2 separate regions of the Homo sapiens genome follow, and region 1 is linked to region 2. A link is a contact called in ENCODE Hi-C or POLR2A ChIA-PET data. All regions are on one chromosome and are shown on one strand. Each heading gives the region's core, a stretch centred on a gene start or an enhancer-like site at or near the end of the contact. The rest is flanking DNA. Distances are from core to core; before and after follow the strand shown.

Region 1 (3,472 bases), core at 139-2,638, 970 kb before region 2:
GTAGGCTGAGGAGAAGGAAGAAGAGGAGGGGTTGGTTTTATTGTCTCAGGAGTGGCAGAGGTGAAAAAAAAATCCACCGATAAGTGGATCCATGTAATTCAAACCCGTGTTGTCAAGGGTCAACAGTACGTTCCTTGAAAGCCACTGTGTTCTCACTGGAGAAAACTTGTGGGGATCCCTCTTCTGCTACCCTTTGGACGCTCTCGCATAATCTAAATTGCCTTTCTTACTTTAATTGCATGCTTGTATCTCCTCATTTAAGAGTGCACATCTTGAAGCAATGAGGGCTCTTTAATTTGAAATCAAAACTAACTCAGCACACTGCACCTAAACACTCAGCAAATTTTGAACACACAGATGAATGTAATCTAGTGCCACTAGCTGGCATGTTACCCAGGTTCATGAATCAGAGTGCTCACCAAGTCACCAAATGGGTTCTTAAAAATACAGATATTGGAGATCAGCCCAAGACACACTTAATCAGAGTTTCTGAGCTGGAATCCAAGACATGGGTTTCTGACAAGCACCTCCGTTGATTCTGAAGCAGCCAGCAAAAAACAGTCGAGAATCATTAATCCAAACCATTTCAGATGCATGATTGCGTTCTCTTATTCTCGAAGATAACTGGTTCTCAACTCTCTTGGGTACAAATCTGCATTTGTTTGTAGCACCAAGATTCTATGGCGTCATAGACATTGAACTGGTAATGTTGCAGCTATCCACAGATAATTAGCCACTGTTAGTGTCACTTGTGAACCGTTTGGTGGCTATTTCCATAGTCAAGTTAAGTTCCGGGCCTTTGAGCTCTTTAGTACACGTCATGCTGTCTTAGAATAGCCCACAAGATGGCAACATGATTTCATGAAATGGTGCTGGGGCTATTTCATGGACTTAGCCACAAGGTGACAGCATTGCACGGTGTTCTGAGTTGACTAGAAGGCTCCAAAAACTACTTAGACTGTTTTTCTAATTGAAAAAGCCTTATAACCCAACTTGATTTAAAAGCAAGCTTTACTTTCTCAGAATTTTCTAAAGGTGACTGTTTAAAAGATCACATCCACTATGGGATTTGTGTTGTTTCAGGTAAAACAGTATATCTCTTGACAGGTTAGTACCTGAAATGTGAGCAGAAATGTTTTTATAGGTTTGCTTTCTCATAAAATGAAAAATTTCCACGAATAGGATGACACAATCCATCTTTGTCAATGGTTAATGACTTCAGATGAGGGCTAGATGCAGGCTTTGAAAGGTTTGTAAGGTTTGTAACGATTTGTAAGGCACAAATCCATTCCCCTAGGGTGCAGTCCTTCAGGGGACCAAGGACACCAGGAGCTGGAGGCCTCCTGTAAAGCAGCCAGCAGCACTTGCCCGGGGCTCTGACCATTCCCAGGCAAGACTATGGGTCAGCCCTACCAGAGTCTCCAGATTTTTAAGAAGACTGGATATTTTCTTGTGGAGTTTCCCAAATCTCCAATATTGGCAACTAACACCAGTAATTTACAGCAGGACAAACAAAATACAACTGTGAGCCAAATTCAACCTCGGCCTGCCAGCTAGCAGCTTCTGTGTTCCTGGAAGAGTTAGGAAGACCAGAAGTTGGGCTGGAGGGGGTCAGAAGGGGATGACTGGGGGCCGGGACGGCAACAGTTTGCCTTTGGTTTTCTCCCGGGAAAAGAACGTTTAAATAATCTCTCAAACACTCATCAACGTATCAACGTAAGAGAACACAGATTTCGATGAAAGTATTGTTTTATTCAAAGGAGTCTGCAAAAGAAGTATCCACTATTTGAATTTTTAAATAGTATTAAAACATCTCCTTAGATTATTTTTCTTGGCTTTACTGGTGGGGGAATCATGCTTCTACTTGTGCCATAGGAATATTTTCATAAGTAATAATTGCCTTAATATTTCTATGTGACTCATTTAATTTTTTGTCTATATTGGAAATTTGTCATTTTTCCTGATTATGAAAGTAATACACATCCCTTGGGGACAGGAAGTGGGGGGACCTCAAAGAATATATAAACACTTTATAAACAATAAAAAGTAATTAATATTCCCTTGCAATGCTCCCCCTCTCTCTCATCATGGTAAAAACTTTGTGTGTGATTTTTCAGACTTTTTTCTGTGTATATAAAAACACATCAATATGAGATAAATATGCAAATCTAAGTTTTCATGGTTTTGGGGTTTTGTTACAAAGACATATAATACTGGTTTTTAATTTATCTTTTCACAAAATAGTATCATTGATGAATTGATTGATGTATTGATTTGATTCTTCTTGGAAATCATTATCCACAATAGACAGAACAGATCTGTGTTCACATTGGAGCCCCACCATTTACCGGTAGTATTAGATGAAATCCTCACCTAGTTTGTACCTTTAATGTAAATATTTCTGGTATTTCACAATTAAGCATAAGGCTGGCTTTGGTTTAATATGTATAATATTTTTAACATGTTGAGCAAGTGTTCACCTATCTATTGAAATAAAATGATTAATTTTTTAATTTTAAACAAAACTTTATTTTTTTATGCTTAAAGTGATTGTTATTGTTTTTTTTTCTTTTTTTATTATTATTATAGTTTAAGTTTTAGGGTACATGTGCACAATGTGCAGGTTAGTTACATAGGTATACATGTGCCATGCTGGTGCGCTGCACCCACTAACTCGTCATCTAGCATTAGGTATATCTCCAATGCTATCCCTCCCCCCTCCCCCCACCCCACCACAGTCCCCAGAGTGTGATGTTCCCCTTCCTGTGTCCATGTGATCTCATTGTTCAATTCCCACCTATGAGTGAGAATATGCGGTGTTTGGTTTTTTGTTCTTGCGAGAGTTTGCTGAGAATGATGATTTCCAATTTCATCCATGTCCCTGCAAAGGACATGAACTCATCATTTTTTATGGCTGCATAGTAAAATGATTAATTTGATTTTAAATTGTGCATGGCCATCAACTCATTAAATGCCATCTTGATGTCTGTTGAGATATTTATGACTTTTTCTTGAACTTTCAATATGGTGAGTTCTTTTAATAGATTTCCTATTGAGAATCTATTCTTGCATCTTGGTACAAACTTTTCTTCACTGTAGCATATTTTTCTTATAATGCTCTGCTCAATTCTTTGATAGGATGTGAGACTGTACCAAGTTTTATTTCTTCAGTTTTTATGCAGACCTTCTATGATTTGGTATGATTATTATGCTGGCCTTACAAATATGATTTTGGATGTTTTTCTTTTGCAATGAAACATTTAAAATGGCATCAGCATAACCTTTTCTTTAATAATGTGAAAGGAATTTGTATCAGTGGGCCTGGTGCTTTTTAGGATATAAAGCTCTTAGACAGCTTTCTTAATTTCTTTAAGAAATTTCTTATAGAAATCATCTTAAGTTTTGGGGCATATTGCAGTCACTTAGAGATTTCTTTCGAAAATCCTTATGCTGAAGCTCAACATAAACAGTT
Region 2 (3,165 bases), core at 157-2,656:
CCTGGAGCGAATGACAGAGGGAAAGGGGCAGATCTGAATATGTCTGCTTCCAAAACAGAGGGCACAAGGAGGAGATGACTTCCTCCTGAGCTCTTTAAATTATATTTTACAGTCAGAAATTCATTTTTAATCCTGACTCAGTGCATAAACACACATATTGTGATGGTCAGTTTTATGTGTCAACATGGCTGGGCTACTGCCCAGCCATTTGGTCAAACACTACGCTGGGTGTAGCTGGGAAGGTATTCTGGAGATGTGATATAAAGTCTATAGTGAGTTGACTTTCAGTAAAGAAGATTATCCTAGATAATATGGGCAGGCCTGGTGGAATCAGTTGAAAGGTCTTAAGAGCAGAATAGAGGCTTCCCTGAAATAGAAGAAATTCTCCCTGGGGATAGCATCAACTTGTGCTGGAAAGTTTCTGCTGCCCTTCCTTCCTGCCCTGTGGACTTTGGACTTGACTGGCCAATCCCAGAATAAGGCAAGCCAATTCCTTGCTGTAAATTTTTTTGGAGATGCACACATACATATTTTTTAAGATAGAAAGAGTTTTAGGCTGGGCATGCTGGCTCACACCTTTAATCCCAGTACTTTGGGAGGCCGACACAGGCGGATCACTTGAGGTCAGGAGTTCAAGACCAGCCTGGCCAACATGGTGAAACCCCATCTATACTAAAAATACAAAAATCAGCCAGGCATGGTAGCACACACCTGTAATCCCAGCTACTTGGGAGGCTGAGGCAGAAGAATCGTTTGAACCCGGGAGGTGGAGGTTGCAGTGAGCCGAGATCATGCCACTGCACTCCAGCCTGGGCAACAGAGAGAGACTCCACCTCAAAAAAAAAAAAAAGTTTTATATATGATTATTTATTCATTTATATTTCCTACTGGTTCTGTTTCCCTGGTGGAACCTTAACTGATACACATACAACTAGCAAAAGATGCTCCAGACAATATTAACCTTTCCTATGTACAACAAACTTCTATATAGTCAATGCGGCACAGTCCTCTAAATCAGTTTTTTTCCCTAGTAAAGGGTTATCAGCTGCAGTTTAAAAAGCATACAGTGATAGTGAAACTTCTCACACACACTCCACTGGGAGGTCTGAGCATGAAACAAGTCTGCATGGACACCCTTCTAAGTGGAATCCTTGCGGGACAGCGCACCCCGACTGTACCTAATGGCCCTGCCCATGTGCTGCTGAGCAAGTGTTTCTAGGCCAGATCCTGGAGGAATTTGGACGACTGCCCTCAGAAGAGGGGGAGAGGAAGGGTGTCAGAGCAGTAACCCCGGGGTCCTCCAAGAGACACAGAGAGGAAGGTGGAGGCATTGATGGGCTCCCCAGGAGGCCAGAGCACTGGAGGACAGGCTGTTCCTTTCCAGGAGCAGAGAACAAGCCAAGAAAACTCTTGGCAGAAACCCAGCTGGAGACAGCATCATGGAGCAATGGGACAAGGTTTTGGCAGTGAGAACAATGTGGTTTTCATCGTTTTGAGACAGTAACTCAAAAGGACCTCACCTGCTGGGTTGATGGACTCAGGGCAAGCAACTTCGGTGGATCGCATGCACCCACAATGGGGGTGACTATCCTAAGAACATTTATGGGAAAAGAAAGCTGATGGCTTTAGTTTACCATGAGCTCAATCTGAACCAATCATGTTTTTTTTTTAAAAAAAAGGAAAAAAAACCTCTCATTAAATACCACGAATAACAAAAACCTATTGTATCACCAGGTTCAATTGCAAATAGCATGAAACACTCTACCTAGTTTACACAGAAAAGGACTTAATACAGTGACCTACGTCCTTGCAAAGCTGATGGAATGGCTGTAGAGTAGGCTCAGAGCTAAGCTTCCAGGAATGACTCCCAAATGACAAGCTGCTGCCTTGGTCCTGATTGAGAAGCCAGGTAATGAGGAGGTCGCTGTCTCACCTGCTGGCACCAGGGCCACCAGACAGCCTGCTCTAACTCCCTCACCTCCCCACTGCTGGGACCTCTGCTGCGGTTGTCACAGGAAAACCCAACACTTCCTCGAGCACACAGAAGCAGTGGAAACAGTGTCACTTAATGCTGTTCACCCTCTCCTTCCACATCTCATGAGACACGTCTTCTTGGGGGAAGCCAGGCCACAGACTAGAGACAAAGATGCAAGGGATTGTGGGAAGTGGAGGCTGCAGTCTCCAGTGGGGAGCACGGCAGGTCTCTCTGCAGGATGTGTCCCACCCCCTCTTCCCACTTGCACACCTAGGAACACAGAGAAAGCAAGCAAACCAGCCAAAACACCCAGACACTCATAGCACTGAAAGTTTGGTACTCACAGCTGACCTGCTAAAATCTTGGAATAAATGTAAGAAACCACTTTATTTTTATCCCTGAACCTTTTCTCTACCCACCTGCTCATCACCAGCATAGAGTTTAATGCCTTTAAAGGAAGACTGCCTAGGTTTGAATCCTGGTCTCGCCATTTATAGCTGTGTGACCTTGAAAAAATTATTAACCTCGCTGTGCCTCGGTTCCTTTTCTGGGGGAAAGAAAAGTGAACTGCATAGAAAAAAAAAGATAATTTCACCGACCTACATAAGTGAGTTAATACATACAAAACTCTTAGCATGGTGCCCAGCATGTAGTAACACTAATTGTTAGCTATCGCTGTGACAAATTCTATGCCCATTCAAGACTGGAACTCACAGTCACTAAAGGGCAGGAATTAATGTCAGACTGGTATGAGAAGGTGGTGGCAACAATATTAGCATTGCCATGCAAAGGACACACATACCTGTATCATGAGACAGCGTAGATTGGTGGTTAGCAGAGGCTGGAAGGGGAGGAGGAAGGAGGCATGAAGGGAGAGAAAGAATATGAATGTATTAGTCACCACTGAACTGTAGGCTTAAAAATGGTAAAGACGGTAAATTTTTAAAAAAAATTATAAAAAAATTATTTGGGATTATGTTGCATTTACAAACCAATCTGGTACAAATCATATCTTTATATGAGTCATCCTCATTTTTTAAAAAAGTTGGGTTTATGGGGAAAACTTATGAGCAGAGAAGTGGGAGAGCACATGGAATCCTGTGAACTGTCATTGTCCCCAGCTCAGGCCAGCTGTGGCTGGACTGAAGGCCCCACGGCCAAAGCTTCAGGCAAGAAGAAAACGTCCCCGT

The links. A loop is a pair of places that touch in the nucleus more often than their neighbours do. ChIA-PET counts read pairs that join two places held with the same protein, here RNA polymerase II (POLR2A). Pooled maps may share reads with other maps.
Region 1: a pooled map shows a loop between it and region 2 (4-fold over the local background). The contact joins two enhancer-like sites. A Hi-C loop is called at or near these places in 1 of 168 maps with a recorded cell type or tissue (heart left ventricle) and 2 of 50 pooled maps. POLR2A ChIA-PET finds 5 or more read pairs at or near these places in 1 of 52 experiments (Panc1).

Annotation. Positions count from the first base shown.
Region 1 is chr15:94,117,492-94,120,963 of GRCh38, reverse strand. No RefSeq gene overlaps it. Among named protein-coding and RNA genes, the nearest start is that of LINC01581, 11 kb to the right of the region's middle. Within about 2 kb of position 1,388, at least 12 of the 41 ENCODE cell types and tissues checked have a DNase peak (open chromatin) inside an H3K27ac peak, as active enhancers do.
Region 2 is chr15:93,151,317-93,154,481 of GRCh38, reverse strand. All of the region lies in intron 4 of LOC101927025 (a long non-coding RNA gene), which reads right to left. Among named protein-coding and RNA genes, the nearest start is that of RGMA, 64 kb to the right of the region's middle. Within about 2 kb of position 1,406, at least 2 of the 41 ENCODE cell types and tissues checked have a DNase peak (open chromatin) inside an H3K27ac peak, as active enhancers do.